7 separate regions of the Mus musculus genome follow, and all the other regions are linked to region 1. A link is a loop called in an ENCODE intact Hi-C map of the cell type or tissue named here. Cell type or tissue: heart. All regions are shown on one strand. Region 1 overlaps Arid5b (AT rich interactive domain 5B (MRF1-like)). Region 2 overlaps Rtkn2 (rhotekin 2). Region 3 has its middle 54 kb from the start of Zfp365. Region 4 has its middle 82 kb from the start of Rtkn2. Region 5 has its middle 41 kb from the start of Zfp365. Region 6 overlaps Rtkn2 (rhotekin 2). Region 7 overlaps Rtkn2 (rhotekin 2).

Region 1 (4,000 bases):
TTGATTCGCCTTGTTTTTTTTTTTTTTTTTTTTTTTTTTTTTGTGACAGGGGATTATTTTGCAATCAAGATAAAAGCATTATTTAGGAAATCTCTAGACTATCCCCATTACTGGGAACTTTTAACTGCAGATTAGTCTCCTATTTTATTGATCGCTGTTTTCAAAATCTTTATTGGAAATTCAATTTCATTTCTATGTTATCAATGGGCCCAGATTAGCATCCGCAAGATTTTTTTTTTAATGCAGTTTTGTAGGGATGGAGGTCTTTAAAAGCCCTCCTGGTATAACATCTCCCCTATGAAAACATTTTGCTTTCCTTTGGTGTTCTGGCTTTTCTTGGGCTTCAGGCTCGCTAGACCAATAGGTATCTATGTAGATGCTACTCCCACTTCCCCTAATTAATGGTGATCTTGATTGAGGGAAAATGCTGTAGGCACAAAGATAAGGGGTAGACCAGCCACCCTTCCCTCTCTAGAGGTATATGTTTGCCCCAGCGGAGCCAGCAATCTATGCAGTTTAACAAAGCCTCGCTCTATGCTGAGGGAATGGAAAGATGATTGTGTGGTTTAAAGGTCCTTTCTGCTCTTGCAGAGGACCTGAGTTCAGTTCCCAGCACCCATTACTGGCTAACAACCAACTCCAAAGGATCCCAATGGCACCTTCTGGCCTATGAGGGCACACACACACACACACACATATACACACTCACACACATAAACACACACATTTGTGGATTCGAGTCCCGACACAAGGTGGAACTTGAACCCACAACATACACACACACACACACACACACATATGCACACAAAAATAGTAAAGAATTTACTAAATCTCATATTAAGTGACAGGCACTGGTTTCAAAACTCAATACAGAGTTCTGCGAGTTCTATCACCGTACATCAAGCACCTACCATCTCTTTAAGAGTCTGCTGAGACAGACAATACGTGATGGGTACAAGAAACCCGAGAGAGTGTCTGTGGACAAAGGCACCCCCACACATCTGGAGAAGTGACCGAAGGATTGCAGGGTGGGTCAGGTCTACAACGACTACACCCTACTTTTTGACTGATTTCCAGAGATCTAAACTCAGGCCTCTGTGCTTATATGGCAAACCCCTTACAACCTGAACGATCTCCCCGGCTCTTGAAGCTGTGGAATGGAGGTGCTCTGTAAATTACCCAGAAGAACTCAGCAGTCACAGAGCTATCAATATTCTAGCTCCTCACCATGGTCTTCTGTTACCAGTTGGTCTGTCAAGCGTGGCTCCCCATACTTCATGTCTTACCAGGTCTCTCTCTGCATTTTAGAGCAAGGTTTACAAGAACCCTCAAACCTAGAACAAATTGTTCTATTGGTCCCAAAGAATGACAGCTCTCCCGTGGTTCTGGTTCGAGCCCCCGTGCCAAGTGTCAGTTCTCAATTAACTCTAGCCTCTGTGAGCTCCTAGAACACAGGCAGCCTAGATCTAGTTGTCTATACCTGGAGCTATGTGGCAAGGTGTGGCACCTAGAAGCTTTGTATTGTGTCCAGGCCCCGCCCCTACCCTCACTTCCCTGAGCCCAAAGCAATGCTTAAGAATGCCAAAAGAATGTTTTCAAATTGTTCCTTCTGTTGATCCCAAAGAATGAGAGCCTTCACATGGTTCTGGTTCAAGACCTGGGCCAGGAGTCAAATTCTAAATTTAATCGTGGCCTCTGTGAACGTTTCTTTGCTTTCCCTGCCACCATTTAAAGCTGTTCACTCTTCCCATCTGCAAGAGCAGCAGTCATGTCTGTCTTTCTGCCACACAAGCTTGTTATTCTACTGGGGGGCAGCGTGTCATATTTCCTATCATAATAGGAATTAAACAAAAGCCCTTTGAGCAAGAGCCCTGTGTGTAAACGCCTGTGCTCACAAATAGATGCGCATCAGAGGCCAGCAAATACCACCCCTCTATTTATTACTATTATTGCTGTTATTGTTATTATTATTATCTTTAAAAGAGAAGCAAGGCTCACTAGAGAATTCCTTTTGGAATTTTCTTTTTAGTGAGAGGACACAGAAGAAAGAGCATGTTCAGCTCGTACCACAGCACACACAGAAATAAGACAGCAGTCATGTTTGGCTAAAGAAGGCACAGCTGTTTAATTTTATAGTAGAGTTACTTTAAGGACTTTGTCAATTCAAAGACGAAAACCAAACAACTGTTGCTACAAAAACTGGAGTTGAGGCCAAGTCAAGATAAATCTGTTCCTAAAACCATCTTAGAATTACAGAACATTTGGGTTCATGCTGGGCGGGGAAGCAGCTCTATTTAAAAAGACTTGGAGGGCCGGTGCTTGGTGCTTTGGCTGGAAATCGGAGGACAGAGGCCTTGCTCTTTTGTGTCCCGGGCTCTGCAGTTTTGGATCCCTCAGCTCTTTTAGCCGCTCAGGGTTTGTTTTAATTCCAAGTTTGTTTGCTTTGGGGGGGGGGGGGGGACAGGCCCATACAGCAAGAAATTATCCAAAATCACAAAGCAGAGATTGGAAATACAATTTTAAAACCAAATTAAACACCAAATTGCATAATTGATTATTGAATTTGGAAGCTAGATTTTAGAAATCATCATTATTATTATTATTATTATTATTACTGTTAAACATGGAATGATGCAGCCTATTCCTTTCCTTGGTCTTATAAATTCCAACTTTCTCTATACTGCCTATTGTTAGAAACAAATGAACTGGCCCTTTTTGTATTTAGTGGTTTTTCTTCCATATTAGGGAGTTATTCAAGACATCTTTCCTCGGTTCCTGTAATTCCAAACCAGTTGGAGTATCAGCCTATTTTTGGTTATGAAGGAACTTTTAAAATGTGGGCATGATTTTTTTAACAGTTATAAAATTCGTTAAACTCAATTGACTACAAATTATAACAGCTATGGCCATAGATACAGTGACTCCGTTATGTTCCTGAAATACATTGTTCTAAACTTCCATATAAAGGCCCCACCAGCCTGACCTCACAGCACCTGACATCGTGAAGGAGGCCTACTAAATGTAAATTATGGTACATATAAAAACAGCCTAACGTTGTGGTTCACACTTGTGTCTCTCCCTCAGAGATCAGTGCCTTACCTGTATTTGAGTAAACTTTCTTGTTAGTTCCTGAGGTTTTTGTGGTCATCCCTGCGCATCACCCTGATATACCACAAGAGGGCAATAGAGAGTTTTCTAACAAAGCCAGAAATGGTTCTAATAACAAGCTATGTGTTTTAACTTGCTAAGGATTTTATTTCTTGGCCTTTCAATCGCCACACTTGAAGCCTCTGGGTATCCTGAACAGTAAATAATCCAAATAAATTTCTTCTGAGAGGAAATACAGAGATACCGGGGCAGACAAGGACTTTTACCCAAATAAGGAGTCTTTTTTGTGGTGACCCCATGTGTTAGATAACTGTCTACTGGCAGTTGGACATGAGTTTATAAGGTTGGAGGCCAAAATATGTATACCATGTGCTATAAAAGAGCTTGGGAGAAAGACAAAAACCTCTATGGCTATCACCAATATCCCAGGGGCACATAGTCAGGGTGTTTCACTGCAGGCTGAATCCATCACAAACATGTCATTTAAAATGATCACCTTCTAAGTATCCTGCAGTAAAATATCCATCTTGTGTTGTGTTGATCCTACTGTGATCTTGCTCATCCCTCAGCATAAAGCCTTAGGTGTTTTAGAGGCTCCTCTCGCTGCCTAACCTGGATTTATTTCCGTAGCCACCACTACCGCTCTCGTGTGTTAGGGTCATTTTAAAATAAAAGGAAGCAGTTCAGTCCAGGAGGGGCGTAGCTTTTGATTCGTTGCTAGCTACAGTTCTGCGCGGCCACTGTCAGAGAAACCAAAGCTGAGGAGTCAGAGGGAATGGACTCTCATTTCAGACCCTGTGATTGGTTACGTAGAAGGGCGAGATACTAGGCCGACCTGGTTTTAGATAGCCACTATCAGAACAATGTCCGACGGTCTTTTATTATATTTATT
Region 2 (4,000 bases), 100 kb after region 1:
CTTAACTGCTACCCACCAACGCACTCTTGAACGAACCAATGAGTTCCGGAAAGTTCTGGCTCGGAGATACAATTCACTGCAAGAAGCCTCTTTCTTCCCCCCTTGCTCCAGGCATCTGCAGCATCTCTAACATGGCTGCCCCTGCTGAGTTGCACAGGCGATTGCATTTAAATGGCATTGAACACAAACTACTCCAAATGCCCCTATAATTTCAATTTGGACTGAATTAATTAACTTCACAGTAGGTGGCCGAGGTATCTAAAGGGAAGACTTGCCAGCATTGCCTACCTACCTTGCACCGGTGGTCTCTAAGAGACCGTTCCTATTGATTTTTAATGAACAGTGCTAAGTGAGGGAGATTTTCTCCTAAAAGGCAGAGACAAATATTGATAAGGAATGTGTGGTTTTCTACACACAGCCATATCTGCTTGAAAGTTGTGTGTGGAACAGTGCAGACAGTTAAAAACCTGTGAAATCAGCAAGCGCGGGCCGTGCTTGGTGTTTCGGATGGATTTTAGCTTGAGAAGTGTGTATTTACGTTTAAAAGGGTGTTCTTTCTCTTCGAAAGATGTCAAAATAAGGAAATTGCTGTTTGTAATTTATAGCACAGACCTAGAGGTGTAAGTGCAACTGCCAGAGACGTTATCTCTCCGTCATGGAAAGCACCTTAATATGAAATATCTGGGATTTTTTTCTATTAAGTTTCTCCAATTTTAAATGTTATCAAGATCTGTTAGCGAAGAAATGATTCGGAAGGACACTGGAGGACGACCTGCTCACACAAAGCTGCCTCACCTTTCCTATCACGCATCCCTCCGCTCTGCGTTCTAGTTCAGCAAATGAGGGAAAACTTCTTAAAAATTCCTTGGAAGCTTTTAAGTCAGTATCTCCGGATATTTTTAAGTTGTGAAGGAACGTGAGACAAGAGGGAAGGAAGGTGGAAAGGGTTAGAAGGAGGGGAGTAAGAGAGAGAAGGACAAGCCTGTCCTAACTTCTTTTGTTGTGCGGGGTGGGCGTGACCTAGCATTTGATGAGCAGAGTGATACAGAGAGGAACCTCCAGGAACTGGTGGGGGTTGGGCAGAGCTTCACTCACCATGAGGCTCTGGGAAGGAGGCTGGTTTCAGACCTGGTGCAAAGCTGCCCTCTGAGAACACAACTCCTCCAGAGTGTCTCCAGGAACACATACATACATACACACACACACACACACACACACACACACACACACACACACCCTAAATTCTTCCAGCGGCAACTTGCACACGAAATCAGAAGTGGCTGGTGAATTTAAATCCCGGCCTGCAATAGAGGAACACAGTAAGTGAGGGGCACAGCGGGGAGGGACGGGGGCACTTGGGTGCCAGGAATCAGAAGCAATTTTGCCAGCAGCATCTTTTAATTAAAAAAAAAAAAAAAAAAAAAGAGGTTGCATCAAAAGTTCATGGGCATTGTTGAAGATATCGGTGAGGGCTAACAGAGGCATTTTCAAGCAAAAAATACAACTTTACTGGGGCTGGAGAGATGGCTCAGGACTTGCTCTTCCAGAGGTGCTGAGTTCAGTTCCCAACAACCACATGGTGGCTCATGACCATCTGTAATGGGATCTGATGCCCTCTTCTGGTGTGTCTGAAGACAGCTATGGTGTACTTAAATACATAAAGTAAGTATTAAAAAGAAAGAAATGGCAATTACCACCAAAACTTTTGAGACCCTGTTAGATTAAAACAAAAACAAAACCACGGCCACCTATTCTTCAAGTTTCCATGGCTGTAGGAGTCTCCACACAGCTTCTGCCTTCTGCCTTCACAGAGGGCCCTTTGTCGCTGCTCTCGGGTTCCCCTTTTTTACTGGGGGTCCTGGGCAAGCAATAGTGTACATATTACCTGTTAGTTAGAGGAGCACTGTGCAGAAATGAGAAACAAAAACAAGACAAAACAGACAAACTATCCCCTAAAAGCGATGAATGGGTTGGTCCGATCAATACCTTTGTTGGCCACTTTACACAGATGTAGTTCCCATCCAGATGGACAGAGCTCAGCAGCCTGGAGCCTCCTTCCTTCAGTGTGATGGTTTGTGGTGCCCGTTAGGGCTTGGGAGGTCCTGGTCTGTTCAGGACTGTTTTAATACCCTCTGGGAAGTTTTGCTTGGAAATTATGATGACATTTTAAAACCGTTCCGCTGTTCTTGTTTACAAAAGGGGTTATTATAAAAAGTGGGTTTTTCTTTTTGTCCACTTAAGATATTCATTCTCTTGCTAGTTATCCCCCCTATTCAATTTATAATCCTGTTTGGGTCACTGTGATTAGTTGCCATGGAAATTACCTTCTATGGAAATGACGCCAATGTGATTACTGAATGAATATGACTTTTAACGGGCAATATCAATAACCGACATCAGCCCTCACTCAAAAAAAAGAAAATCTAATTAAAAAATTGAAAAAGGATTAATTCTGAAAATTACTGCGGTCAAACCTTCCTGATAAATTTTGAATCTGCCATCTGCTTTTAAAATAAGTATTAAGTAAAAATTTAAAGGCATTAATTGGCTACTTGTCTCCCTGAACTCCAGAGGCCATGATGGAGATTAACATCATACAGGAAGCCCAGCAATGGGGGGACATCTCATTGCCACTTCACTCACCAAGAAGCATGCTCCTTGCTGATGAGCAGCCAAGTCCACAGGATTTCAGGGCTCATCAAGGAAATGAATTTGAATAGCAGATTACAAATTCCCTTTAAAGACAAAGAGTTTTTAATATTCGAAGACTTTATACCAGGAATTGAAAAGATCAACCCTAGAGACCATTGAGTTAAACAACAGAGGAGAAGCCAGAGGACCCTTAGATGCCAATTCCAGGAAGCGGAGGGGAAACATTTTCTTGGGTGGATTCTGTAATTTGTGGTTTAAACAAAAACTCTGAAATATTCTATTAAGTATTACAATTCTCACAATGAGAATACGGCTTGTATTGAACACATTCTACATTACTAAACTCACTCTCAAAAAAAAAAAACAAAAAACAAAAAAACAATGCTTTCCTCTGCCTTCTGTCTGTTCACTGCCTGCTACTAAATTAGGAGTAAATTAACCCTTCCAAAAAGTAGGCTACTGTCTAGAAACTGCCTCTTTTGCTCCGGGGAGGGGAGGATCATTTCTATTCTGGAAAGGAGAAATCTAATTCTCTACTTAAAGGTGCTTTTCTGTACCTAACAGCTTATTAATGGCTTCTGGAAACTGCTCTGGCCTTTACCTATACAATTACATAACATTACCCATAGAATGCCTCTGACCAGAGCCTTACAGCTGGATTTACATAGTCCCGGCTTCCTATACTTGTGCTTGGAGCCAAGATCGTGGGTCCAGAATGTCTCTGATGGATTTCTGCCTTGGAACTGGCACTGGCTTCGCATCAAGGCTGGTTTTAGTGTCCGTGTGCCCAATGTCCGCTGAACTGTTCTTCCTGGCAGGGAGAAGTTTGCGAGGGGCTGCCACAGGTTTCTGGAGATGATGCGTAGGCGGCGACAGTCTGGGATCCGAAGGCGAAGATGAGGCTCCAGAGACCCCAGCCTGGGTTGCGCTGTCCTTGGACTGATTCGCTCTACCCTGGGTTTTTATGCAGAAGGGCGGCTGATCGGTAGGAGGGAGTGGGGCTCGCCTCTTTTTTCTTTTTCCATCCGGAGCCGGTTCGCCTATTGGGGACAACACTTTCTTCTCTATGACCATTTCGTGATTGCCATCAAAGACAGCGGCCCACGGGGGTGCTGCGGATTGGTCATCCCGACCAATGAGGAACTGTCGGTTGGTCTCTCCGATTTTCTTTTGTATTATGTCTGTTACACTTTCCAGTTTCACGGGTGAATCGATGCCTGTAGTAATTATAAGAAGAAACTTTATGGAAAAAAATCAAACGGTCATATGTACTTTATCCAAATAAGCTCTTATTTTTCCTAATCAATATTCTACCTATAATGACCATTAAAAACCTGGGAACAGGATG
Region 3 (4,000 bases), 290 kb after region 1:
GGCATTGCAAAGGGGTCCGGCACACAGGGAAACCTCTTCCTGGAAGCCTCTTACTCCATTGCTCCATTGCTCCATTGCTGTTAGCTCTCAGAGCAGGAGAGCCGAATGCTGCAGGTACCTGCACAGGTGAGAAAACACCATCTCTGCTCTCGGTGATGTCAAAAGTTGTTCCTATTTACATCTTTCTACAATCTGTACCCATAGGGGAAAACTTGAGTATACATCGGGTTTGGGGGTGGAGCAAGATAGATAGAGATAAGGAAATATGGCTGAGGTCATTTTACAACTGATAAATTATGAAGAGCAGTTCCGCTGAATATAACTACTTTAAAATACATTTGTTTAATCTATTTATTAGAGACAATGTTTCGCCTAGCCGAGGCCCTGGGTTTACTATGTAATTGAGGCTGCCCTTGAGTGGGCCTGTGCAGCTGTGTGTATGAGCACAGATCCTGCCCTTTTGCTGCTCCCTGTCAAGTGCTGGGACTGCAGATGTGCACCTCTGTACCAAATATTAGGAGGTGCTGAGGATAAAGCCCATGCCAGGTGGACACTCTCCTCCACAAGCCCCATCCCCTGCCCCTACATTTCTTTCTTTCTTTAATTGTTTGGAGACAGGGTCTCACACTGTACTCTAAGCTGAACTGGGACTCACTTACATGGCCCACACTGGCCTCAAAGTTCTATCTATCCCCCTGCCTCAGCCTCAAAGCATAAGGCACCAAGCTCAATTGCTTTAGGAAGCAGCTTGTTGACTTTATCTTAAAGAGTTGAGCTACGACACCCTGCTTTTCTTGCCCTCTGTAAATCCTCTTCCTGGCATAAAGTAAATGTGAAAATGTAAACAGAAAATTTGGTTCTTCTAAAGGAGACCCATGCTACCTTCTTCCTTTTGGGGGCGGGGTGGGTTTGGGGTTTTGGCTTTTCAAGTATGGGGCAGAGTTCTTTATGTAGCCCTGGCTGTCCTAGACTCGATCTGTAGACCAGGCTGGCTTCAAACTCACAGAGATCCACCTGCCTCTTCCTCCTGAGTGCTGAGGTTGAAGATATGTGCCACCCCACCTTCCTTTTGCTTTTAAGTAAAGGATTCTGGGAACAGTTGTGGTGACAGACACATATCAAGAGGGAGTTATTTTGCTCTAACTGTATATTATAGAAAGTTAACAGGTTGCCATATTACCCAAGGATAACTCGTAAATCATTTTCTTCTAAATTTGCATACTTATGTGCCAATGTATATGTGCTAATATGCATGTATTTATGTTTGATGTATGGATTGGTGTAGATTGGTGTTAGTATGGTACATATGTTAGCATATATGTTAGTGTATGTGTGTACTAGTATGTATGTTTCTTGGTGTGTGGTTAGTACACAGTAGTATATTGGTATCCAAGTATTTGTTATTGTGTCTGTTAGTATATTTTTGCCTTTGTGCTACTGTGTGTCTGTGCATGTATGGGTGTGTTGTGCATGTTAATATGCATATGTATTAATAAGTGATTAGTATGCATGTTAGTGTTATATGTGTGGGCATGTTAGTGTTATTATGTATATTAGCATGTTTTTAATTAATGAGTGTATTTGTGTGTATGTTAGTGTGTGAACAGGTGTTGTATGTTAGCATGTGTTAGTATGGGTGTGTTCTTTGAATTTTAGTATGTGTGTTCCTTCTTGTTAGTATGTTCCTATGTGTGTTCATGTGTATGTGTTAGTATGGGCTTGTTCGATGTTAGTATGTGGTTAGATTACGACGTGTGCATTTGTGGGTATTTGTAGGCTAGCATTCATCATGTGTGTTTGTTAGTATGTACATGTAGCAGCGTGTTCTGTGCACAGCTTGTGGGATTAGGAGCCATAGAAAGCTTATATAGCACTTGACTTTGCTTACTTTGGAAATGCCCTCAATGCAGAGCCGTGGTAAGTCTCCTTTTCACCACTAGAGGGCGTGGGCCGACAATGAATCGGCTCAAGCAATTTCATCTCTCCTGGCTACTTCCATTGATGCACTTTGAATGAGCTTGAACAGCCATGTTCCCGCTTCTTACAGCTCATGCCATTTACTTAATGCTTTTATTATTTTTGCCATTGATAAGTTCATCTACTGTCCTGAAACCTGAGTATGTTTTATCCAACTCAATATAGATATTACAGTGGATCGAAAACGGTGTCTCATTTTGAATTTTGACCCTTCAGAACTCTGTCCTGTGTTGTTAGAAAAGTGCTCTCTGTCTCTCTGTCTCTGTCTCCCTTTTGTGTCCCCCACCAAAAGGAATTCTTGTAACTAAACTCATTGACTGATCTAGAGGACAGTGGAATCCAGATGGGGACCTGAAGAGACCTGGCTCCGTCGCACAGAATGCACATCCACCAGAGGTGACCTTCAGCTACCTTCAGTGATGGTGATGATCTCCACGGACATGTTCTCAGAGGGCAGACATCTTCCTTTTCGTGTGTCTACCTGTCAGTTAAGCGTCTCGCACAGACTGTATACACGACTCATAAATACGAGGGAGGAGAGAGGAAGCAGGAAGCAGGAAGCAGGAAGTCGGAAGTCGGAAGTCGGGAAGTACACCCAGCTTCTCCACAGTTAGGATGCAGAGAATTGTGGATCCCTTGGGATAGAAACGTTGCTTTACTCATGGATACTAGGGATTCTAAGCGTGGACTGAAGCTTGCACAAGGATAAGACCTCTGCTAAAACCAGGTTCCCAGTCCCTGCTCCAAGACGATGAGTCTGAACCTTTTCAAGTGCCCAGGAATCCACAGTTCTATATACTTCTGAACTTCTGCCTTGTACCTTGCAAAGCCTACATTTCATATATGTTAGGTGGAAAATAATATCCGTGATTCAGTCTCTGACATCATGCCTTTTTACGCAAACACATTTCTTTGAGGAAACAAGCTGTTTCACTTTAATAAAAAGAAAAAATAATCTTAAGTAGGGAAAATATTTTCTTGGATAATAAAGAAGACAAACCTTTTAAAAACTGACTGGTATCAAGTAACTAAACAGAAACCAAGACTAATGTTTATCCTAAAAGGTTTGGGTACTTAGACACAAAGGCAAATCAGTTCGGGTTCCAACCCTTGGAGTATCTCTGGCTACTTTTCTCTGATGCTCTCTGTGTATGCCCCTTCCCAAGACCTTGGCATCATGGATTGTTTTACAAGTTAATAAAGATTTAGCTGGCTTTCTACACTTGCATGTCCCTTGTCTTCTCTGGGCACAGATTGCTCCCAGAGTCTCTTCTTGGCAGGAACCTGGCTCCTTTGACACAAAGGCAAGGCTGAGTCGTCTCATACTGGCAGCAGCCCCAATTCCATGAAGAAATGTGCTCGCCTTTTTTGCAGAGATCAGCTAGGCTGTGTCCGACCCTCTGTGGCAAAGGCAGACTGACTCTGTACTGGGACACAGATGGATTCTCTGTGTAGGAAGGAGGAAAACGCTGGCTACAGTAACTAGAGTTGGACGAACATCTTACCAGCATGCTATACCTAGGAAGTGATCTGTTTGGCTGCAAGAAGCTCAAGAATTTGCACAACACCATTGAATAGTCTGACCTCATCATAGCAAACACAGCAAATCAGACTTATCTCTGTTTTCCCAACAAGCAAGCCAGTTGCTCCCTCGGCACCCAACACGTCATACCCCTCACAACTTGTGCACACCGGCTCAAAGCTCTGCCCCAGAGAGAATTCCTCCATCTCCTTGACACCTGGGATAGCTAATCTCTATTGTCAATGGGATGACATCTCGAAGCACCTGGCAGACAAAACCTTAGACACATCTGTGAGGGATTTTCTATATCAGGTTAACTGGGGTGGAAGGATCCGCCCACCGTGGGTGGCATCATTCCATAGGTCTGCGTCCTGGATTACATACAAAGGAGAAAGCCAGCATTCATCACTCTCTTCCTTATGACTGTGGATGCCTCCGGCTTCTGCCACATACCTTTTCCATCCGGATGAACTACATCTTGGAACTATGCGCCAAAATAAA
Region 4 (4,000 bases), 87 kb after region 1:
ACAAATGAGGTCTTAGGCCTCTTGGCTTTGGTCTAGAGAGATGGCTCAGTGGTTAGGATCACTGACTGCTCTTCTAGGTGCTGAGTTCAGTTCCCAGCATCCAAGTGGTGGCTCACAATCATCTGTAATGTAATCTGATGCCCTCTTCTGGTGTGTCTGAAGACAGTGACAGTGTACTCATATATATATAATATATGTATATGTATGTATGTGTATATATATATATATATATATATTTCTTTAAAGGGGGAAAAAAAAGAACTCTTGGCTTCCCTAGATCTCTAACCACAGGCCCAAATAGAGAAAGATGGGATCCCTTCTGCAGTTCCTTCAAGATTAAGACCATTAAGAGCATGGATAGTGGGGTGAGAGAGACTGATTCAAATGTCTCCAGAGGTTTTAATAGCTTCTTGATTGCTCCTCCCCCACCTGCTCACAGCACTGACCAAACTCTGCCTTCTCCATATCACTGAAAGCTTTGGCCCTTGAACAATTCTAGCACGGACACTTGGGCCCACTCTCCCCAGTGGCTCCCTCCTTCCACTGGGTTCAGCTTCTTTGCTGATTGGGCGTTTATGGTGGGGGTGGGGGTGGGGGACAAAGCATGCCTTGGACTCAGTCTAAAGGTAAGCTGGGGGCTCAGCATCGCAGGGTTCCTGCCTGGCCCTCAGTGTCCCACTTCTGTTTGAAGTTATTTTGCTGGAAGCCATTGGCCACAATATAGGTCAAGTCCACCATCACAAAAATGGCCGCTGCCACCTACCTCCTCACTTAACGTATTTGACCCAACTCAACAGTGCCTAAGCCAAGGAACCAATACAGGGGTCCGTCCTTTTCAGGGCTCCTACCTTTTTGCTAAACACCATGACCAAAGCTTGTTCCTCATGGCTTGCTCACTTTGCTTTCTTATACATCCCAGGAGAAGTGGGCTGAGCCCATTCTCGTCAAACATCAACCAAAAAAGGTACCCAAAGGCTTGTCTACATGCAATCTGATGGGGACAGAGACATTTTCTGAGCTGAGTTCTCTCTTCTCAGATGACTCTAGCTTGTGTCAAGTTGACAAAAAGCAAGCAAGCAAACAAACACCTAACCAGCATAGTTCAGCATCCTTGGTTGTTTGTGTTGTGAGGCAGGGTCTCACCCTTTCACCCAGAGTGACCTAAAAACTCACAGTGTAGCCCAGGCTGGCCCCAGATTCAGCAACTTCCTCTGAAGACCCCAAAATGTCCCATGTTCTTCTAAATACTCCTGAAATGACGTCTTGGGTCTGCATGCTCCCTGTTCCCTTTCTGCATTCATTCATTCATTCATTCATTCATTCATTTATTCATTCCTCTTAAGACAATTTTGTGGTTTGTTTTTAAATGAGCTAGGAACTATTTTCAGTTTAGAAAAACTAGCCAGAGAATCAATCTTGACTCAGTTGCTAGGATACTACGTCTTTGGAGCAGAAGTAAAGAATCAATTTCCCTGCGCCTTAAAGAACATGTATTTAAGTAAATTACTTCCCTAGAAATATTGATTCATTTCAAAAAAGCATTAAATAATACGGAAACAAGAGGATTTTTTTTCTGTGAAAGCTAAATCTCCACATTGAAGCGGATGTACACTTAAATAAAATATATTCACAAGGATAATCCCGACCTCGCTCTAGAGAGAACATAAACATTAATGAAGTGACAGAACTAGTCACGTAGGGGGAGTGCTTGCAGGCCGCTGCATAAATAATGACCACCAAATTGCCTGAGTGGTTTTATGTGTGAAATGGCTTTGTGAATTTTCCAAAGAACTCAGTCCTAGGATTACGAGGTGCAAGGCTGAATTTGTTCTAACAAATGAAGTATTCTTAAGACATATTCTAATGGAGACATCACGACTAAACACACATTATCTTCCAAACTGTGCTTTAAAAATGTTTCAGCTTCTTAGTGGGCTCCGTGTACTGGGAAGAGCGGCGAAGGCCGGCAACTGGCCTCTCAGGCACCCTCGGACATCACCAAGTCCTGCTCCAGGGAGTCAAGCCAGCCAGCCTGCAGAATGTTTCAGCAGGAACTTTTGGCTGCTTTAAGCGCCTAGAACAAATGTTTGTTTGCTCCAGTACGGGGAATCAAATGCCTTTGTGTGAAAACATTTGCTCGAGAAGCAAATGTTTGTTTTCATAATCGACATTTGGACTGTTGGAACATTACCACTTCAGATATTGGTTGGAGAAATATACATTTAATACGAGAAACCAGACTAGGATCGGACACCAGTTGGGACACAGATGAAGGCGGCAAGAGAATGAGGTAGAAACTGGACCCTGTCAGGACTAAGGAGGAAAGCTGGGCCTTGCTTTCCGTGTTTCTGCTTGTTTCCCAGCAACGATATAAACGAAGAATGATTTATTTCTGTCTAGAAGCATATGACTTATAAATTATCAAGGACAGAAGCAAGAGTGTATTTATCTAGTATTAATATTTAAATGCCATTTTCCTATTGAATGTACCTCGTGCTCTGTATTAATCTGTTACATCAGATTTAGTACAGATTCATGTTGCCTAAATGGAGGATTTTTTTTTTCTCTAGGCTCACGTTTGATTATCTGTGCTTGGTAGTGGGAGGACAGATACTCCCCAAACAGCAGGAGATGCAGAAATAAGCCCTGGCTTTTGAGTGCATTAAATTTTTTAGCAGCAGAGAGAAACTAATTACATTTTAAGGGAGAGAGATATTTGCAAGCGTGACAAGAGTCATTTATATATTAAATATATTATATTTGGCCACAGTTAATCCATAAATAGAAAGCACAATTACACTGAGTTTGAGGATGAAGACAAGAACAAAACATCTTTTAAATTAAAACAGTCTTTTTTCCACGTACAGTTTGAATATTTTTAGTTTGATAAAAAACCATGAGTACATGCAAATGTATTGGCTTTTATGGTGTCAGACTGGAGTTTTTCGTTGATATGAAAAGAAATTGTACCATCCAGGTTCATCAGAACATTTATGAGCTGAAATGTGGAATCAGATTACTATATACTTTAAAATACAATAAAATTATAGTTCAAATTTCTTTGCTGCTAGCCTTAGGCCTATTTGATCTTCAGCTGATGTGTATATTATATTATGTGCTGCAATAGAAAAGCAAGCCAGTGTCGGTTTAGAAATGCCAAATGGAAGAATTATTCATTAGAACTTCAAGGAACAGACTTTGTATCTAAAAATCCACCCATTACTAACTGTTTCCATTTGTAAATTTCATGAGCAAGATAAGTGATATAATGCATGTATATTTGAAGTGCTGTGAGCTTCCAGAACTCAATAACTCAAAGTATTACAGTAAATTCCCATTTCTCCTGAATCCAAACTACCAGGGAGCAGAAATAATGAGAAATTTTTTTTTTTTTGGTGCGATTTATAAAATGGTAATGTCCCTGGAGGATTACAAGATCCTAAATTCTTTTGAACAGTCACAGAAAGATTAAATTTTGTTCAGCATAATTTTGTGGTAGGAATGTTTGATAGTATTGTAATTCTTTGAAGATAGTAATTAATCTGTGTGTAGCCCATGGTGATTCTTCTTGTTCAGCCTCAATGTAGATACAGCATCTTGCATTTTCCGGAAACATGGGTTTTATATTTCTAGTTTAATACAACCCTAAAGTGTAGAGCACAGAATAAACCTTACTTACTGCGTTTGATAATGGGCTGTATGGACCCCACTTCAGTGGCAACTGATGACTCCGAATGGTTGCTGTAGAGGATTCCGATGGAAACTCACCCTAGCCCATAGTACCAGGCCGTCTCTTAGAACTCACATTTGAGCTGGGCACCTATTCGAGTCAAGGATGTAAGATCTCTGGGATGTTCGAGGTGTGTGTTTTCTCTCTGCCCCTTGGGGCTCTCCCTTAGCATATCTGCTTTCTTCTCTTCTCATCTGAAAACCAGCATGTACTCCTTGCTCTTTCTGGTAAGTGGGATGCTGGGCCCTGTCTGACACACATGGGGCGATA
Region 5 (4,000 bases), 280 kb after region 1:
GAGTCCAGGTGTGGTAGCATGCACTTGTGATCCCAGGGCTGGGTGGATAGAGACAGGCAGACAATGGGGCTCTGTGACCCAGCTTAGCCTACACTGTGAATTCCCAGCTATTGTGGGAACTTGCCTCCAATCCAAGGATGGGCAGTGTCTGAGAAATGGCACTCACCTTTGCCCTCTGACCTCTATACACATACCTCCATACATCTATGCACACACTTCTCATCGTGTTATGATAGCTTTCCATTCTGATGTTACAATAACTTGTCCACAATCAATCAATATGGATAGCTCCCTCTCCATACATTAAAACCTATATTTGACTTTTTATTCTTGTAACTCCATAACCAAATTCTTCAGCTGTCTCTGGACCCTCCCTCCCTCCCTCCCTCTTCCTCTTCCTCCTCCTCTTCCTCCTCCCCTCCTCCTCCTTTCCTTCTTCTCCTTCCTTTTCCTTTTCCTCCTCCTTGCTCCCCCCCCCTCATTCGTGGCTGAATGTGGGGATACTTCCCATTTAAACCATAACAGAGGCTTCAAAGCTGGAGGTGCACGGTGAGGAGGAGGTTGTGGAATAGTTAGGAAAGGGAAACAGACGGAAGAAAGCGGGTCTCTGAAGAGTGCAATTGAAGAAATAGCCCAGTACTACTCCGGTCTCTGCCACTGGACCTGCCAAGATAGAACAAGATGCGCTGCTACCCTCTGCCATTGAGTCCCGGCTGCCCCACCTTCCTCACTGTGAAATTGTGAGAGGAAATAAGTTCCTTAAATTACTTCTTGTCAGGTATTTGGTCACAGAAATGAGAGAGGAAATGAATATATTTCCATCTTTCGTTTTATCTAAATATGAAAGACAATATTCCCAAATAATGGAAATGAAGGAATGTGGAGACATTGGAGCTGAATCACAGGCCTATTCAGAGAAACTTATTTTTCTTCTCTTTTAAAAGTATTTTCATTAAATCTTGGAGAATTTCATACAACCTGATAGGATCGTATTCACTTCCTTTCTGATCTACTCTCAGATCTAGCCCTGTCTCTATAGCTACCTAAATTATGTCCCTACAAAAATAATAGTAGTAAACCCATGGAATCCAATTTATACTGCCAAAACATGCTTGGGCGTGTATATATTACCCCCCCCCATTGTGATCCATCTACCAGGGGGCAACACCCCTAAGGAAACCCTGACTTCCCTCTCGCAGAAGCCATCAAATTACCAATAGGTTCTTGGCTAGGGAATTTCATGCTTATCTTTGACCTCTATCCTGAAATTTTTGTCTGCCTTGAGCTTGCTGTCCCAACCACAGTGAGTTTATATGTGTGATTGCCCTTTCATGCCCAGGAAAACATTGTTTCTTTGTATCCAGCTACGATACCTCTGGCTCCACCTTCTCCTCAGAGTTGATCCCTGAGGTGTGGGGAGAGATGTGACACTGATCAATTGCACTTAGGGCTGCGCACTCCTGATAGTCTCCTATTCTCTCCACAATGAGCAGTTTGGAGTCTGCATTACTCATCTTCTATTGCAAGAAGGAGCTCAGAGAATGTGTTTCTGTCCCGTATTTTACCTTGTCTTCAGTATATGTGAATCATATGCAACTACTAACTTGCTTGGAATTTTTTAGGATAGATAAAGGAAGAAATATGTTAAGACATGAAGGCTAATGTTTGTTTCATGTGGCTTTGGCTACGGCCTCTCAATACTGGTATTATAGAGAGTGGAATTTGAGCCCTTTAAAGGTATTCCGGACATAGATAGGTGCTCAAAGAAATATGTCTCCCATTCCAGCCCAACTTATGCCCAGATAGGAGCTCAGTACCAGGTTGATGTTAAGAAAGTCTCTCAAGCAATGCCCCCCACACAGGCCATCTCTCCTACAAGTGTCTCCCCACACAGGCCATCTCTCCTACAAGTGTCCTTTATGGGATTCTCCTAACTACTTGCTACATTTTTAACAGTAGGCTTGGGGGTGTGCTGGGAAAAGCCCTAATTGATAGCATTTCTGTTTACCCTAGTGTCAATGTCCACAACTGCAGGTGAAGCCACCAGTGAACAGTGGCAGAGCAGTGGCTGAGTGGAACCACAGATGCACGGTGCTGCCCTCTACTGTTAGGAACTGCTCTGGTCCTAAATGACTACTGTCTCTAATTGCAAATGCCTCTCTCTGGGTGTCAACCCTTCTTAGGTAGGGATGTCTTTGGGTTTTTGCAGGAAGCTTCCCAGTCTTGTAAGTGGACCTGAGAGCAATAAGTGTAATAAGTGGGGACGCTGGCCACTGCTGCCTCATGTGCTTGTCTGACAGTAAAGATCTGAATCTCAATCTTGGCTCACTGCAGGGACAGCCTTTTCCCAAAATGCTACAGACTACAGCCTAGCATTTCCACTTGAAGGTCCGAAAGGTGATTTTGATGTGCTAAAAACTGAACTATCGATGCCAATGAGATATCCCAAAGATGCTTGCCACAAAGCTTGAAGACCTGAATTAGATTCTGGGACCCACACGATGGAAAGAAAGAATGGATTCCCATAAACTGTCCTCTGGTATCCACAGTTTTGCCTTGGTACCTGGGCACTGCACATGTATCATGCATGCATACACAACAGCAAGAACAACAATTATAATAAAGAAAAGGTCTTTGGAGGACATTTTTAAACCTTTGAATCAATTAGAAAATAAACAAAAGCCAGGCATGGTGGCACACAACTTTAATCTCAGTGATGGGGGAGGCAGGTAGATCCGAGTTCAAGGACAACCTGATCTAAATAGTGAGTTCCAGCTCACTCAAAGCTGCAGAGTAAGAATTTGTCTCGAAAAAGAAAAAAGAGAGAAAGAGAGAGAGAGACAGAAAGGGGAGAGAGAGAGGGAGGGTGGGGGGAGGGAGGGAGGGAGGAAAGAAGAAAGGAAGGAAGGAAGGAAGAAAAGAAGCCAAAAAAAGAAAGAAAAAAATCACATTTATTTAGCTGTTGTTAATCAGGTAATTAACAATAATTCCTGGCAATTATTCCTAAATTCTCCGAGGTTATTGTGTGGCTAAATACACACGCAAAGTTTGCATTATGGTAAAAGCCGATAGTGTGCTTTCACTTGAATATGAAATGTGCCCCACAGATACATGCTACCAGCACTTAGTCTTTCCATGGATGGTAATATCTTAGAAGGTTCTAGAACCTTTAGGTGGAGGTGGAGCCCAGCTGGAAAAAGTGGCCTACTAGGGAGAGGTTCTTGGGATTTGGGGATTGTTTAAATCCCACCACTAACACACACACAAACATGGGTACACATACGCACAGACATGGCTACACACATGTGCACACATGCATGCACACACACATACACACATAGACACATACACACAGATGCGGCTACACACATGCATTACATACACATGCACACACTTATACACAGACATGGATACACACACATACACACAGACAGGACTACACACATGCACACACACATACATGCACACACGTGCACACACACAGACACGGCTACACATACATACATACACATGCACACACACAGATATAAACATGGGTACATATACATACATATACACAGACATGACTACACACACACACACACACACACACACACACACACACACACACAAACACCCTCAACTCTGCTTCCTGTCTAGTGAGAATATGAGAGGCTCCACCATGCCTTCCCATCATGCTAGAATTTTCTGCAAACCAAAACCAAAGAAAATTATCTTTTTTTTAAAGAGTTTTTTTTTCTTTTGCCAGAGACATCACAGGGAAGTAAAAATAATTAACATAGTGCCTCTTCCTCAGGAACTCTCAATACTAGTGGCACAGTGCCAGCCGATGTGCTGTCCTCCCGACTTCTTAGGAAATTTCAGCCATTAGCTGCGTCAAAGGGAGAAATGAGGATGAATTTTTCTCCCGTTCCCACCTCTGTCTTCGGAAATGAAGGGGCAGAAGCAGACGTTCTGTTGACTGTGAGGAGTCGCGGCTAGAACTGGAGAGAAACTCAAC
Region 6 (4,000 bases), 150 kb after region 1:
CCTCATGTTCGTTAAAAATGATGTCCATGGCTACCCAAGGAAGCTGTTTTTGTCTCTCTGTAGGATGGGCCATAATAAAATGAGCCTGCCCATAAAAGAGCCCTTAAGATGGTCAAGCTGTTCTACACTGTTTGAGTACATGAGAGAAGCCCGCTATAAGAGAAAGAGCACCCCAAAATCCACCGTCAGAAGCACTTAAGAGAACGGTTCATAAGAAAGCTTTACCACCTCATTAGTTTTTGTACTGAATTTCCTGTGAAGGAAAAGAAAATCAGCTTTATGCCCAAATTTGCTGTATTACATCAAGCATCAAATGAAATTCTATCATACTCAGAGTTTGGGTAGGGACAGAAATATAAATATTTATAAGAAGTTTAGCAGAGCCATTGAGTCAACTGTCTGCTTGCTAAGTATTAATTATAAGATTTCTATTTTATTCTGGATCCAAAAAAGGGGGTAACTTTTAAACATTTTAAAGCTGCCGGTGCTTTGAAAAGAAGCCAAGGCCCACCAGGATGTAGGCCATCAGAATTTAAAAGACAGTAATTAGGCTTTCTTCACTGATAAGAAAAAAAAAAAAAGAGGCAGAAGTTCAGATTTCACCCTCTGAGGATTAAGGCTACTTACAAGATGGTGACATTTTCGAAACATATATCTGTGACTGTCTGGTCCACAATCACCATGTCCGTGTCAAACACCTGAGCTCCCATCCTGAATAAGCAAAAGATGGCGAAGCGCTGTGTGCCTAGAGGAGAGACAGCAGACAGCGGCAGGAGCCGTCACAAGCAGGACAATCATACCTGTGTGAGTGAGACACTCGGAGGTCACTCACTCCCTCACCCCACTCAAGCCCAACCTCAAACCAAGGAACATCAGAAAATAAACACGGGGCCCCTCGGCGGTGTCCCAAAGAGATCCCTGCAGCCAAATCTGATCACTTAGCAAACTTTATGCCTCTCGGTCAATTTAGCGCCACACATATAAATGACTCCATTTGATGTCCAAGTTTTGATGTCCAAGAAAAGATGACTTGTAAGGTGTATCAACAGCCACCAAACAATAAGTAAGGGAAAAAAAGGATGTGAAAACCCCAACGCCCAAATGGCAGGCATGGATACAAACAACAGCAGCTAGACCCTCCAATCTGGTGACGTTCTTAAAAATGCCAGGTGATTAAAGGGCTAAATCCTCATTACTGAGAAAACGCAGCTCTTTAGGAAAGTTTATTCTCTGCAGTAATCTCGAAGATTGACTCAAATCCCACAAGCATTCCTTGGTGAAGTGAATTATACGTCTTAATTGAAAAACAAACACTAACCTGATTTAAATTCTTCATGTAAAACTAATTATGCCCGATACCATTTGGCTTTTGGAATATGGACAAAGCCATCAAGGTAAACAAGGCAAATGAAGGGGCTGCTGGGTCACCCGGCTCTGCCTTGAACAGCTAGGGCACATTTGAGGTTAATGTCCGTGATCCAAGAGATACATGGACTTGTGAAGACTGTGTGTAGCCAATGAAACAGAGAAGGAGGGGGAGGGGGAGGAGGAGAAAATCACAGCAATCTAAAAATCTTTCATTACACCCTCTTAAACGATCTAGCAAAGCAAAGCTCAGACCTCCTGAGTCATACATAATAAGAGAAAAAAAGAAATTTCACGTCTACTGACTCACCCCATGCCTCTTTGGGGTGTGGGGGCTCTACCTTTCTACCCATCTCTCCACTCTGAGCCCCCACACAAGTTCCCATCGCTGATGACTCCCCTTCATTGGTATGCATATCTTAGTCTGAATCAGGGAACTGATGTGCGGTCCCCCAAGTCAGAAATCGACAGTTTGCTGACAGGATGCTTATAGCCAAATGGCACCAATGTGTCTCCGAACCAAAGAGTTCTGACCTCAGAAATCACAAATGCGTGTCCTAAGCACTCGAGGAAACATTTCCAAATACAAATTAAAGCTATACGTACATTCTTTATTACTGAAGTGATCGGAGTCTTTCCACATTAATGGTATTCGGATATCTATAAAGAAGGCAAAAAAAAAAAAAGAAAGAAAGAAAAGAAAAAGAAACAATTATTTTGATAATTTTTGTTTCACCCACGATGTGAACCTCTGAGCTCCATGACAGACTGGGCCCACCAAAAACAAAAAGAAATATACACAGCAATTTCCTAATTATTGTTTAGAGATGATTTTTAAAAATATTTATTTTTATGCAGATGGGTGTTTCTCCTGCATGCATGTCTCTGCACCACTTGCAGGACCGATGCCCATGAAGGCCAGAAGAGGGCGCTGTATCCAATGGCTCTGTGATATAGGTCGTTCCGAGCCATATGTAGATGCTGGGAACCCAACTCAGGTCCTGTGGAAATTGGTACACACTCTCAGCCACTGAGCCATCTCTCCAGCTCTGGCGGTGTGTGTGTGTTAGAAGTTATTAAATATGTGTGAAATTTGCAAGTATCTGAAGTGAGAATACATTCTTCTAAATATTATCTTAGCTTTACGTATATGTCACGCTGACTTCCTTATTGGCTGTGCCCTTCTGAGGCCATCCATGCTTGTTCCTGGGCCAAACACTTCATGTGTGGAACTGAATCAGTTATCAACTGACACCTTCTGACGCCTGCTGCGCTGGGTTGTTGTCTTTTGGAGGCATGTGACTGTCACTGGTTCTTTTTAAGAATGTTTTTAATTTTGGTCAAAATTCCCTCTCAAATGTTTTACTATGCAAAACAACTTAGGAATGTGTTTTATTATATATATATATATATATATATATATATATATATATATACACACACACACACACACACATACATATATACTCACACACACACATATGTGAAGAGAGAGAGAGAGAGAGAGAGAGAGAGAGAGAGAGAGAGAGAGAGAGAGAGAGAGAGAGAGACTTTGTGTCTCCCTGTGTGCAGAGATCAGAGGCGACTTGTGGAAGTCATGGGCCTCAGGAGGACTGAGGTCATGAGGGTTGGTAGCAAGCACCTTTATCTGTTGAGCGCCCTCACTGGCCCAGGGAACTAATAACTTTTTAATATTTCATCTTCACATTACAGATTTACCCTTACCATTTGCTCTCACCCTGGCTTTCTGTTTGTTTGAGGGCTAGAAGTCAGGCCCAGGGGCTGGGAAGAACCCTCCCACGGAGCTTCGCCTCCTGCTCCTGCTCGTGTATTTTAATTAAGGTTATTTCTTATATATTTAATGCTTGGGGGGGGGGGCTGCTGCTTTACTGTAAGTGACACTTTTTCCACTGTCATCCCTAGCAAGTCATTGCTGGTTTGAAGAAAAACTACCGCCTTTTATTTATTTCTCCTAAATCCGGTCGGGATCTATTGAATGCTTTAATTCCAGCGTCTCAGTCCCTCCCCTGAGGTCATCTCCATCTGCCATTCGTTAGCCTCCAAAGTATCCAATCTGCCTGTTCCATTTTTTCAATAGCTTTGTTTTCCAGCCATTATGTTAGCTACAATTCCAAACCAGTCCTAACTTATGTTGACCATAATAAGACCCCGGTATTTTACCCGTGACTTTAATACGGATGTCTTCATTGTGTTTGAATTATAACCCGGCTAATGGCCTGTCCAAACTCACTTCTTGCTGGACCACAGTGGCCGCCTCCTAGCTCCTTTCATTCCACAGTGGCCAGTGCGTCTCACTCGCAGCTGTCCTGGCTGTGGTGGCGAAGCTCTAACTGTTCACGCGCTCATGGGAGGACACTGACCCAGGCCTCCCCACAGCTTGGGTTCCATCCTGCTCTTCCCCATACCTCGCCTCGACTCCATGTAAGGGGATCTTTCTCATCTGTGTCCCTGTTGGCTGTGCAGTCTTCAGACAGCAAAGGATCCAACATCGAATGACAGAAATACCTTCTACATTCTGGCAGATGATCAGCTGGGTTTCAGCTTACAGTGGTCCACCTTTGTCTTTTTTTTTTTTTTTAATGTCTCTGCTGGCATTTTATGGCAAACTAAGACA
Region 7 (4,000 bases), 150 kb after region 1:
CGCTGAGGGCACGTCAGCCACAAGTGGAAGGCTGATCGTGAACGCAAATAACCACAAAACAGGCAAAAGGATTTTATGAAGTTCATATAATTTTCTGAGGTGCTCCCCCTGCCCCCCCCCCCGACACACACACACACACACACACACACACACACACACACACTGAGGGCAATTTCTCCAATTTTGCCAGTGAGGTCAAATAAAACTCAGTACCATGGCTGTGAGCGATGGAGAGAGAGAATAGTCCCTCAGCAGGCCAGGGGACACAATAGCAGGCGCTCTACCTTGCTCTGGCCAGTGGGATACACCAGCTATTACTGGGGGTTCAGCTCAGGCCACAAGGCTGTTTGCAGGGTGTCGCGATGAGATATCTGCAAGCCAGCCATGCTAATCGTGTGGCATCTCCATGCCACTTCTTCCGGGGATGTGGATGGGGTGGGGGGCTGCCGTTTTAGAGAAATGAGACAGCCTAAGCGCCATCTAGTGGCAGGGGGTTGGTACGGAAGGGGTGGGGGGCTACCATTTTGGAGAAACTGAGACCGACAACCTAAGCGCCATCTAGTGGCAAGGTGCCTGCTCGCTCTGCTGACAGGAAATGCCACTCCAGCAGAGGCAAAGATGGGAGGGAATGGAGGAAATGAAACAATTGCACAACCCAATCAGGTGTCTCAATCAAGGCCTCTGTTGACAAGAGAAAGTGGGGGAAAAATCTGCCTAAATCACGTGGCTTGTGTAATGGAAGACAGAGCCAGGAAAAGAATTGGGCAGAATGGAAAACTTGGTGGGGCTGGGGCAGTTTGCATTTTACCGGCTGCAAGTGGCCAGTCATCTACCTGATATTCACTGAGCAACCATGAGGAGCCCAGCCCAGTGACAGTGGCCAAACATGGGCCAAACCACCATGGAACATGCAGCTTGAACCGCCTTTCCAAACGGAAATGACAGAGAGAGAACCCTTGTGGGTTTGCAGCCCAGCTCTCCAACGCTCAACAGCAAGCAAGTGACTTGAACACACCTTCCACTCACTCGAGTGCCTGAAGAGAAGACAAACCCACACAATGTGTGTAGCATGTGACAGAGTTTCCCCAATCCATGAAGTTCCATGCAATTGTAGACCATAATGATTAAATAGTTAGACTAAACATTGGATTGCTGGAAATACAGAATGCACAAGGCCTGCAATAATAGTCAGTCTATAAACATATTCAGGGACCCGCAGTGACACACTGCAGCATACCTGACAGGGCGATCTTTCCTCTGCAGGATTCTCCTTCTTTATTTTCAGAACTCGAATCCCTGCCGAGAGAAAAACACATCATGTCTTTCGAAAACAGCTGAGCTTTAAAATAAAGAGGTAGCTATGAATACTAACGACCAATGTGAAGGATTTGTCTCCAAGGATGTTCAGTCGGCAGCTAGCTAGCTTTCAGGGAGATACAGAGACACCCTCTTTTGAGTGTACATAAACTAGTACACTTCCTAATAACGTGTTCTGGTTACATTCTGATGCCCAACTTATCACAAAACTTGTACTTCGGGCTCATTAGCAACGCTGGCTTTTCGAGTCTGGTGTTACCCAGCCAACCTGTGGGCTGCTCTTCCTATGGCTGAAAGATACCCACCCTCAAAAGCACCTTATGCTTTGTTCCTATGTGCAGGTGGGCATGGCATCTCATTTCTTGTAAGCTCCAAAGAATGAACATACAATACATTAAGATGAGGGAATAGAATGTGGGGAGGGGGGACAGAAAAACATTTTCAAGAAAATTCTAAGATGGAAGCCAACACCAACCCTCCAATTGGGAATTCACACTGCATAAAACAAAGTGAGATACCATTTATGCCAGAAGATCACACAAGGCTAGCCTATGCTACCTAGGGAGATCCTATCTCACAAACACAGCCAGGGAAGGCAAGATGGGTCAGTGGGTACTTGTGGTCTAACCTGGGGACCTGTGTTTGATCTCTAGGGCCCACATAATACAAAGGAAGAACAGATTCCTGCAAAGGTATTAAGTAAAAATATTCTCAAACTATAATCGAAACCTAATTGATCATAAAATTTGAAGAAGTAAGTCTGCTTTTTAAAAAAATGGGAAAAAAAATCAAACCTCGAATTTCTGGAACTTTAGTTATTTTCAATCCCAATACTTTAAAAATATATTATTTTGGGTGCAAAAACTGCTGAGTACAGTCATCTTATTAAGTTAGAGATATTCTTGCTTGTAACCTGAGGATAGAGCAAAGCTATGAAACAGTGTATCTTATGCAAACCAGCCCAGTTTATGGTACTGTGTAAGACTCATAGATGCTAGACTTTTTTTTTTTCCAGAGCTGAGGACTGAATCCAGGGCCTGTTATTCTACTGTAACTGAGTAAACTCTCTAACCAACCCCTAAAAGACAAACATAACAAAATTAAGGAAATTACCTGTAGGTACACAAAATGATCAACAGAGGGCGCCAGCCTGCCACTCTCTTACTGGAAGGTCTGTATGAAAATGTTCTGAGTAAACACAGATTGGCCTGTTTTATATTGTTCCATATGGGGATTTTTAAACAGCCATTTCTGTGCCAAAATTAGTGCACTGTAACAATAAATAGCATAATGGCAACAATATTTTACTTTGCTCTTAATGAAACAGCAAGAGGATTCTGAATGGTATTCTGTAATTTGAAGGCAGATTATAAACCCCTCCACCTTTTATGCAAATAGGTGAAAACTAAATCTCAAAAAATCCATAGTGCAGAATTTAAAATCACCCTAAAACTATGGTAGTAATAGCTTCATGATATCCTAGATTACATCCCACATGTGATATAGTCAGCCCCCCTCACAGACACCAAACCATCTACAATTTAGGAAATAAATTCAGCAACGGCTTTAAATACACGTTTCGTTATAGAACTACTACAAGTACAGGATTTTTACTTCCCTGCTAGGCTCTTTCTTATTTTAACTGAGAGTCCGTAAGCGATAAAGCGATAAAGTAGCAGGCTGGAGTGTGAAGACTGCAGTCACATCCAACTTACAATGTTATCTCGGCTCTGTTAAAAACTCACAATTATGTTGAATGACACACATAATTAAATCCTATAAGTGACTCTAACTATTATTATTATTATTATTATTATTATTATTATTATTATTATTACAAAGCCAAATAAAATATTTCAGACCTAAGAGCGGAGAAGAGATGGGCCAGCTGGGGTGGGGGATGGGGGGCTGACAGAGGGCAGTGCTGATATGCAAGTTCCTGAGTGTGGAGGAGGATGCTATGCGTGAGGGAGCGCCCCACCCACTACCTCGCCTCCTGGCCACGGCCACCGGGCTTCTGGGACTGCGTCTGAGAGGGCGGGAAGCACGCATGCGTGGAATGGAGCAAGTAGCACACCTAGACTCAAGCTTTGGGCTTCTTTCATCAATTACAACTTCCCTTATTAGTGAGTTGCTGTCCTTCCGACTGCATCCACCCTAGGAGAAGGGGCATATCTCGTTAGCTCACGCAGCTGCCGAATAAAGTAACAATTCTAACGCGCCTGTGGACTTCTTTAACATGTCGAACACAGGCACCATGTTGTGAGCATTGATGTTTTGGCTCTAGGGATGAGCGTAGGTTTAGATAGAAATTACACTTGCTAATGTGATCAGGGTCTAACTCCCGGTTCCCGTGATACCTCATCTAAGACTTTCTCTACACATCCCACCAAAGCCTTCATTCATATCAACAAGAAAAGCAAGGCCTCCTGTAGCCTGCTCCAGCACCACAGCCAGAAAACAGAGAGGCCGCCCAAAGTGCCACTAATCTTTGGAAGATGGGGAAGCCAGCTCCTGGAGACCTCACCCCATAGAGTGGGGCGACCATTAGCTAATGTTACGCTAGCCTGGGAGAGAAGACAGTGTGCCCAAAGCTTGGGGAAGACCATAGCACTAGATCGGGGTGGGGGGAGGGGGGAGTTGAAGACCACTTAGGTTCAATAATTGTTAATGCTGTAGAGGA

Evidence for each region. A loop is a pair of places that touch in the nucleus more often than their neighbours do. Peaks named below come from ENCODE experiments on the same cell type or tissue, not always from the same donor. Only the 100,000 strongest peaks of a DNase experiment are listed, where the experiment ranks them.
Region 2: a loop joins it to region 1, with 2.5 times the contacts of the local background. A loop is called at or near these places in 10 of 42 quality-filtered maps.
Region 3: a loop joins it to region 1, with 6 times the contacts of the local background. A loop is called at or near these places in 23 of 42 quality-filtered maps.
Region 4: a loop joins it to region 1, with 2.1 times the contacts of the local background. A loop is called at or near these places in 10 of 42 quality-filtered maps.
Region 5: it touches region 1 in a loop (8-fold over the local background); 23 of 42 quality-filtered maps call a loop at or near these places.
Region 6: it touches region 1 in a loop (5-fold over the local background); 24 of 42 quality-filtered maps call a loop at or near these places.
Region 7: a loop joins it to region 1, with 6 times the contacts of the local background. A loop is called at or near these places in 24 of 42 quality-filtered maps.

The regions. Positions count from the first base shown.
Region 1 is chr10:68,146,210-68,150,209 of GRCm38, reverse strand. The region is part of intron 4 of Arid5b (AT rich interactive domain 5B (MRF1-like)); the gene reads left to right. Among named protein-coding and RNA genes, the nearest start is that of Gm51770, 2.9 kb to the left of the region's middle. In heart, no CTCF peak of the experiment used is centred here; DNase peaks (open chromatin) are centred at 2,329 and 3,149; H3K27ac peaks cover 721 bases.
Region 2 is chr10:68,041,248-68,045,247 of GRCm38, reverse strand. It overlaps Rtkn2 (rhotekin 2), which reads right to left. Exons shown (of 12, transcript NM_001359319.1): 12 at 1,384-3,869. The coding sequence ends at 3,331. Among named protein-coding and RNA genes, the nearest start is that of Rtkn2, 64 kb to the right of the region's middle. In heart, a CTCF peak has its summit at 1,614 (motif pointing left); no DNase peak of the experiment used is centred here.
Region 3 is chr10:67,857,011-67,861,010 of GRCm38, reverse strand. No RefSeq gene overlaps it. Among named protein-coding and RNA genes, the nearest start is that of Zfp365, 54 kb to the left of the region's middle. In heart, a CTCF peak has its summit at 1,922 (motif pointing right); no DNase peak of the experiment used is centred here.
Region 4 is chr10:68,059,135-68,063,134 of GRCm38, reverse strand. No RefSeq gene overlaps it. Among named protein-coding and RNA genes, the nearest start is that of Rtkn2, 82 kb to the right of the region's middle. In heart, no CTCF peak of the experiment used is centred here; a DNase peak (open chromatin) is centred at 2,014.
Region 5 is chr10:67,870,093-67,874,092 of GRCm38, reverse strand. No RefSeq gene overlaps it. Among named protein-coding and RNA genes, the nearest start is that of Zfp365, 41 kb to the left of the region's middle. In heart, a CTCF peak has its summit at 2,096 (motif pointing left); no DNase peak of the experiment used is centred here.
Region 6 is chr10:67,999,949-68,003,948 of GRCm38, reverse strand. It overlaps Rtkn2 (rhotekin 2), which reads right to left. Exons shown (of 12, transcript NM_001359319.1): 4 at 1,972-2,025; 5 at 628-745. Among named protein-coding and RNA genes, the nearest start is that of Rtkn2, 22 kb to the right of the region's middle. In heart, a CTCF peak has its summit at 2,262 (motif pointing right); no DNase peak of the experiment used is centred here.
Region 7 is chr10:67,994,861-67,998,860 of GRCm38, reverse strand. Rtkn2 (rhotekin 2) reads right to left here. Exons shown (of 12, transcript NM_001359319.1): 3 at 1,238-1,296. Among named protein-coding and RNA genes, the nearest start is that of Rtkn2, 17 kb to the right of the region's middle. In heart, CTCF peaks have their summits at 360, 562 (motif pointing left) and 2,453 (motif pointing right); a DNase peak (open chromatin) is centred at 490; H3K4me3 peaks cover 465 bases; H3K27ac peaks cover 547 bases.